Linked DNA regions of Homo sapiens: region 1 is linked to region 2. Evidence: read pairs that join two places in POLR2A ChIA-PET (ENCODE). Cell type or tissue: Caco-2. All regions are shown on one strand. Region 1 overlaps NANS (N-acetylneuraminate synthase). Region 2 overlaps CORO2A (coronin 2A).

Evidence for each region. Peaks named below come from ENCODE experiments on the same cell type or tissue, not always from the same donor. Only the 100,000 strongest peaks of a DNase experiment are listed, where the experiment ranks them.
Region 1: POLR2A ChIA-PET joins it to region 2 with 6 read pairs; 4 of 35 experiments call an interaction of 5 or more read pairs at or near these places.

Annotation. Positions count from the first base shown.
Region 1 is chr9:98,062,987-98,066,986 of GRCh38, reverse strand. All of the region lies in intron 2 of NANS (N-acetylneuraminate synthase), which reads right to left. It also overlaps a transcript of TRIM14 not described here. Among named protein-coding and RNA genes, the nearest start is that of NANS, 8.3 kb to the right of the region's middle. In Caco-2, no CTCF peak of the experiment used is centred here; no DNase peak of the experiment used is centred here.
Region 2 is chr9:98,175,598-98,179,597 of GRCh38, reverse strand. All of the region lies in intron 1 of CORO2A (coronin 2A), which reads left to right. Among named protein-coding and RNA genes, the nearest start is that of CORO2A, 15 kb to the left of the region's middle. In Caco-2, no CTCF peak of the experiment used is centred here; DNase peaks (open chromatin) are centred at 1,358 and 2,487.

The DNA.
Region 1 (4,000 bases), 110 kb after region 2:
TCCAGAATAGGCAAATTTATAGAGACAGAAATTTGAGGCTGGACGCAGTGGCTCACACCTACAATCCCAGCACTTTGGGAGGCCAAGGCAAGTGGATCACCTGAGGTTAGAAGTTCAAGATCAGCCTGGTCAACATGGTGAAACCCTGTCTCCACTAAAAATACAAAAATTAGCTGGGCAGGGTGGTGCATGACTGCAATCCCAGCTACTCGGGAGGCTGAGGCAGGAGAATTGCTTGAACCTGAGAGGTGGAGGTTGCAGTGAGCCAAGATCCTACCACTGCACTCCAGCCTGGGCAATAGAGCGAGACTCTGTCTCAAAAAAAAAAAAAAATCGGTAAGTGGTTGCCTAGGCCTGGGAGAATTGGGGCAATTGAGGAGTGCTGCTAATAGGTAGTTTTTCCTTTGGGGGTGATAAAAAATGTTCTAACGGTAATTGTATTAATGGTTGCACAACTCTGTAAATATTACTAAACACCACTGAATTGTACCCTCGATTGGGTGAATTGGATGGTGTGTCAATAAAACTGTTCTTTAAAAAGACACACAACACACCTTCCATTAGGTGAGCCGCTGCCAGAGGAATGATGTCATCACACATCACCTAGCCTCTGGAAAACTCCACTATATACTTGTGAGAATGATGATGGAAAGGACAAATAACATTTGAGTATCATTATGGAAATAGCTTTGCCTTTGTGGACCTCCTGAAAGGGCTCATGAATCCCCCAGGGGTTCCTGAACCACACTTTGGAAACCGCCTTCATATACTTCTCATTACTCTGATTGGTTATTATTGTTTTTAATTGTCACTGCAATGAAATGCACACATAACATTTCTCCTTACTATGGATTCAACACTAGGTATGGTCAAGTTTTAGAAAAACTGTGTCCTGGGGAAGCAACTATGGAGGAGGAGGGATGACAAAACTACTGAGCCTAATTATTTTTAACAACCAGGTTAGGACTTAGTCCTCCAAATGAAAGTGCTTCTCAAAGTGATTACTCTGGGGAAGGCTGTAAGCTGTAATTGGACTTACAGTTTCACATGGCTGGGCAGGTCTCAGAATCATGGTGGGGGGCAAAAGGCACTTCTTACATGGCAGCAGCAAGAGAAAATGAGGAAGAAGCAAAAGCAGAAACCCCTGATAAACCCATCAGATCTCATGAGACTCATTCACTATCATGAGAATAGCACGGGAAAGACCAGCCCCCATGATTCAACTACCTCCCTTTGGGTCCCTCCCACAACACGTGGGAATTCTGGGAGATAAAATTCAAGTTGAGATTTCGGTGGAGACACAGCCAAACCGTTATCATTCTGTCTCCAGGGGGAAAAAAAAAAAAGCAGCTGGATGCAGAGGCTTACGCCTGTAATCCTAACACTTTGGGAGGCCAAGAAGGGTGGATCACCTGAGGTCAGGAGTTCGAGACCAGCCTGGCCAACATGGTGAAACCCCGTCTCTACTAAAAATACAAAAAAAAAAAAAAAAAAAAAAAAAAATTAGCTGGGCATGGTGGTGGACGCCTGTAATCCCATCTACTTGGGAGGCTGAGGCAGGAGAATTGCTTGAACCCAGGAGGCGGAAGTCGCAGTGAGCCGAGATTGCACCATTGATTGCACTCCAGCCTGGGCAACAATAACGAAACTCTGTTTCAAAAAAAAAAAAAAAAAAAAAGCACCAGGAGTGACTAACACTTTAAAAGAATAATATTATTTCACCAGAAGCTAAACATTGTAATTCTCTGTTGAAAAACAATCCTATTTATTTAGAGGACACCACATACAATCTCAGAAACTCTCCTGGGCTGTGAGTACGCCCAGAAGGATTAACACAATAATGTCCCTTTGGTTCTGTTGTTGATACTTACAAGACCTATTCCTTTCTGAATGCAGGCTGCTATGTCACCAGTTTGAACTGAATTTGAGCAAACCCAGGTCTCAGATTTGAAACTGGATGCAGAGTGAGGCCCCTGCCCCAGGTTGCAGGGCAGTAATTAACTGAAGATCAGCAATATATCTAACTAACCTTTTTACGTAGGTTTAAAAAAAAAATCTGTCCCCACTCCCAAGGCAGCTCTTGGGCCCAGAGACTCTCCAGCCAACTTCAGTCTTGAACTGGTACCGAGCGTGGTGCATGCGGAGACTCTCCTGAGCTTTCAGGCATTCACAGTGGGAGTCTACGCTCTGGGAAGCCTGGGCTGCCAGCCAGGCAGCAGCAGCTGAGGGACTGTGGAAAGCATACTGCTCTAGGCATCAGATCTGCTACCTTTAAGACCCATTTCCTAACTGTGTGATACTGAACAAACTTCTGGCCCCTCTGGTCCTCCATTTCTTCATCTGTAAAATGGGGCACTGTAGGGATAAAATATATTACTGTATGTGAAGATGCTTCATAAACAATAATGTGTACTTCAAAAGTAGGGAATTAGGGCGGGTGCGGTGGCTTACACCTGTAATCCCAGAACTTTGGGAGGCCGAGGCAGGCGGATCACTGAAGGTCAGGAGTTCAAGACCAGCCTGGTCAACATGGTGAAACCCCATCTCTACTAAAAATATACAAAAACTAGCCGTGTGTGGTGGCAGGCGCCTGTAATCCCAGCTACTCAGGAGGCTGAGGCACGAGAATAACTTGAACCCGGGAGGTGGAGGTTGCAGTGAGCCAAGATCGTGCCATTGCACTCCAGCTTGAGCAACAGACCAAGACTCCGTCTTTAAAAAAAAAAAATAGGGAATTAGGATTGTTAAGTACACAACTGCATTTGAAGAATGTCATGCGTACGAATGCTGTGAATTAAGGAATGAATTTGGTCTACAGAAGTGTAGCCTGAAACTGCCAAGTTCTCTAGAGGCCTAGGTTCTCCACCTTCCTCCTTTTTTAAACCACCCATTACCTCTGGCCTGAGCTGCATGTGTGCTTCTTTCAACTCAGTCGACACACATGTTTTAGAACTGGAAAAGTGGCACAGAGTCAGAAGTCTGCTTCAAATAACCTGGTTGACCAAAAGAAAAAGTGTTTCAAGACCCATAAAAATGTTCTAAGGTTTTACCTAAAAATCTATTTCTAAGAAGCCATCTTAAGGAAACAACCCCAAACAGAGAAAAGATGTCTATCTCAGCACTACTTATTAGCACAAAAAAACAGGCTGGGTGCAGTGGCTTAAACCTGTAATCCCAGCACTTTGGGAGGCCTAGATGGGAGGATCACTTGAGGCCAGGAGTTCAAGATCAATCTGGGCAACACAGTGAGACCCTGTCTCTATAAATTTTTTTTTTAATTAGCCAAGCGTGTTGGCACATGCCTGTAGTCCCAGCTACTCAGCAGGCTGAGACAGGAGGATCACTTGAGGCCAGGAGTTTGAGACTGCAGTAAGCTATGATTGCATCGTTGCACTCCAGCATGGGTGACAAAACAAGATCCCATCTCAAAAAACAAAAAAAACTAGGCCAGGCACAGTGGCTCACACCTGTAATCCCAGCACTTTGGGAGGCTGAGGCAGATGGATAACCTGAGGTCAAAAGTTCGAGACCAGCCTGGCCAACATGGTGAAACCCCATCTCTACTAAAAATACAAAATTTAGCTGGGCCTGGTGGCAGGTGCCTGTAATCCCAGCTACTCAGGAGGCTGAGCCATGAGAATAACTTGAACCTGGGAGGCAGAGGTTGCAGTGAGCTGAGATCACACCACTCCACTCCAGCCTGGGAGACAGTGAGACTCTGTCTCAAAACAAGCAAACAACAACAAAAAATAAAACTGGGCTGGGCATGGTGGCTCACACCCGTAATCCCCAGACCTTTGGGAGGCTGGGGCGGGCGGATGGGCTGAGGTCAGGAGTTTGAGATCAGCCTGGCTAACATGGTGAAACCCTGTCTCCACTAAAAATACAAAAAAAATCAGCCAGGCCTGGTGGTGCATGCATACTTGGGAGACTGAGACAGGAGAATCGCTTCAACCTGGGAGGCGGGGGTTGCAGCGAGCCGAGATCACGCCACTGTACT
Region 2 (4,000 bases):
TACTCCTGGGCCACACCTTGGCTTTGAATCCCCAGCTGAGAAGCTATTGAAGGTTTTGGAATAGAGGATGCTGCCATCTACCAGTAGCCCAAGTGGGGTCTCAGCTTTAGAGAGGTGGGATCTGAGATGAGGACAGCCTGGAGGAGGCAGGAAGGACCTGGAAGATGGGGAGGATGAGAGATAGGAGCAGGATTGCAGGTCATTGCTTCATGAGACCCAGGACCCATGTCCACAGCTGCCCACCAACACGCCAGGCCCAGGCCAGCACAATGCTGGGCAGCAGGGTCTCCGCGTCCTGCAGGGTCACTGCTGTGGCTGGTAGGCAGAGGCAGAATCCTCATGCTCTAGCGGTCCCAGATCTCAGACACTCAAGTAGGACCTTCCAGAGCCTAGGGAAGGGTTTCTTCCCAGTCCGCAGATGTCAGCGAGACTTTACCGGCACTCAAACAGCAGCCCAAGAGCTGGTTTGATTCGTTCCATTTTACAGATGAGGAAACTGAGGCTTCAGAGTGAACCCAACCAAGAGGCACAGTAAAGTAAAAGGACCAGTAAAGTAAAAGGACCGGTAAAGAGCTAGACTGTGACCACTTTTAGCAGCCATTTGTAGCATCAAGGCCTAGAGATTTGCATTCTCTCCAGGATCTGCCACTGACCAGCCAGGTGACCCTGGACAAGTCACATCCCTTCTCAGGTTCTTGTTTCCTCACCTGCAAAGTGAAGGGTAGACTAGATCATTTCTGCCATCCTTTGAGCTTAAAAATTATCTCCGACTCTCTTCATCTTCTATCCCAATTGCCTCCAAAGTGATCTATGCAAGATGCACATTGGGGTGCAGGAAAAAATATCTAAACAAATAGAACAAAGAATTCAGCTTTAGTCACATTTGCCAGGTGGAGACACACTCGCCAGCTGGGGTGTCAGGCAGCCTCATGTGGTCCAGGAGTCTCCTGTCTCATGTGGTCCAGGAGTCTCCAGAGAGAAGGGGAAACACTCTGAGAAAGGGTAATGAGGACTCCCTTACTCTTTAGTCTGTTTTTGGCAAGTTATCCCAATTAATTAACCTGGTTTATTAATCCAGGTTAATCCAGACTAATTAATCCAGATTGGATTTACAAATTATATTCACCACTCTAAGCTAACTAGCGCTTACAGAATGGACACGTGGTTTTTAAAGATTCGTACTGAAAAATTGTGACTTGTTAGCAGTGCTTACTTACTATGCTAATAATGCTAGTACATGAAGACAAGGGAATGGAAGAGGTTGAGTGCTGGCCTGTAATCCCAGTACTTTGGGAGGCCAAGGCGAGAGGATCACTTGAGGCTAGGAGTTTGATACAAGCCTGGGCAACATAGCAAATCCCCGCCTCAAGGAAAAGTTTAATAATTAGCCGGGCATGGTGGCTCATGCCTGTGGTCCCAGCTACTCAGGAGGCTGAGGCAGGAGGATTGCTTGAGTCCAGGAGTTGGAGGCTACAATGAGCTATGATGGCACCACTGCACTCCAGCCTAGGCGACAGAGCGAGACTCTGTCTCTAAAAAAATGTTTTTAATAAAAATAAATTTAAAAAAGAAAAAAAGTGAGAGAATTAACACTGGGGTTTCTATTGCAGTCACTTCATCAGCTACAAGACCCAGGACAAAAACAGTGACAAGCTAATAAGTCTGACAAGTTTGTCAGCTCAAGTTTGTTTGTTTGTTTATGTTAGGGGACACTTTGAAATAGATATTTACAGTCACTCTGGTTAGTGATGAATCTCACTCTGTGTATACGTTTTGTCTTGCGAGGTTGATGATGATTACTTGTATATAATATAAGATAATGGGGTGTGAGCACAGTTTGTTTTTTTTTTTTCTTGTGGAAGGAGTGAATGATCAAAAAAGTTTGGAGATCACCTGAGGTCAGGAGTTCGAGACCAGCCAGGCCAACATGGTGAAACCCCATCACTATTAAAAATACAAAAAAATTTGCCGGGTGTGGTGGCACATGCCTGTAATCCCAGTTTCTCTGGAGACTGAAGCAGGAGAATCGCTTGAATCTGGGACACAGAGGTTGTGGTGAGCCAAGATTGTGCCACTGCACTCCAGCCTGGGTCTCCAGCAGAGCCAGACTCTGTCTCAAAAAAAAAAAAAAAAAAAAAAACAAAGTTTGGAGCCCATTGCTCTAACCTCCTGGTCTTTTCCTTGCTCCTGCTACCTCTAACACGCCACCACGTTTGTGATCAAGCGTTGCTCCAGTAGGGATTTCCCTATTTTTCTACCCATTCCCAAGGGGAGAGACCCCATGGGAATACCTCCATCCACAGAGCCCAGCACAGGGGCTATCTCCAGCTGGGGACTTGGAAAATGTGGGTGGAGTGAATGTGCTCCAGGTTTCCCCTCACATCGTGGGGGCTGCTGATGCTCTGCCGGCCTTTCTAGCAGAAAAGACCTAAGGTCTGCCATCATTCCCAGCCTAAAGCACTCTCTGGAGAAACACAGTTCACCTTTCAAAGGTGTGAGTCCAGGAGAGCCTAGATAAGGCCAATGACCCTTGAGCTCACAATTATAAGGCCTTTCTTTCCTAACCATCTTTGGAATTTGTCCCTCCACAAACGAGTTTCCACTATTACTTAGAGCAACACAGATAAGGAACAAAAATGTTTGGTACTGTATCCAGGTACAGGAAGACAGGACTCTGTTCTGTGTTTTAGCGTACTCTTTTGGACTGGGAGGCTGGAGACCTGGATCTTGTTCCTGGTTCTGCCCTGTGTGGGTGGCCTTTGGCGTGCTGACTCCATTTCCTCTTTCTGTACCCCACGATCTCTTGGGGTCTGGCTAGTGCTTTTGTTCTGAGATGTGACATCTGGGATCCTTTTGGGGACCTGCTCTGCTGAGGAGTTCTCAGCCCCCATCTGCAGAGTTCGAGTATAACCTGGAAGATGGGGAGAGCTTGGAGCACATGGGCAACCAAAATGGGGAGGACATGGGAAACCAAGTCACACAAGAAACCCCCACCCCCCAGTGGAGCCATCCCATGGTCCTGAGTTAAGAGGTCTTCAATCTCTGGAAGGCTGTCAAGGGGCAGAAACAATGGATGTGGCTGGCGGGGCTCCAGGAACAGGTAGGGCAGTGGGGAAAATTGTAGATTTCTGTTCAGTAGATGCGAGGAAGTCCACTGGTTGAGCACATCTTCCCCCAGCAGGGGTGAGCTCCCCATCACTAGACTGGTACGAGCCAAAACCATCAGACTGTTTACGTGGGGTGCTGGGGAAAGAAGGGCAGAATTCTGGGGTATTGTATTTGGTGCTTACCCCTAGATGTAATATGATTTGGGAGAGAATTAGTGGGTCTGGCTAAAAACTGAAGAATTAGAGCTTTAGATTCTAAATCAACACTCATGGGTTGATAAGGGGCACAAGGCTTTCTCTGCTTTCATTCGGTTCAGAGGGTTTTGGTGCCTCCCAGCACAGGTGACACCCCTCACCCCCCGCCGAATGTTTAGATCTTTTGATATTGCCGCTTTGAGGAAAAATAAAGGACCATGAACACTTTGTGCTTCTAGTTTAATCTGTAAGCCCTGCTCAAAGCCCATATTCATTTTTATTAAATGTTCATTTCAATCCATGAATACAGGTAAATAGCTTAGGACAGTGCCTGGCTCACAGTGAGTACTCAATAAAGGTTACCATTATTTACTTATTTTGAGTTTAGTTATTTAACAAATACTTACTTTGAGTTTACCATGTGCCAGGCTGGGTTCTAAGTGCTTGACAGATATTAACTCATTTATGGTTATCATCCCCATTTTATGGATGAGAAAACCCAAGGCCAAGAGAGGTAGATAACTGGCCCAATGTCTCCCAGCTGGTGTGTGGCAGGGCTGATGTCTGAGCCCGGCAGGCAGGTTCCCTACCATGTCAGTAGCCACTGTGCTGCTGCCTCTCCATGCGATTGTGTTGTGTAATAAATAAACCAGCCCCTCTGCATCCATTCTTCCTCAGAGCCTCCCTACAGCCTCTGG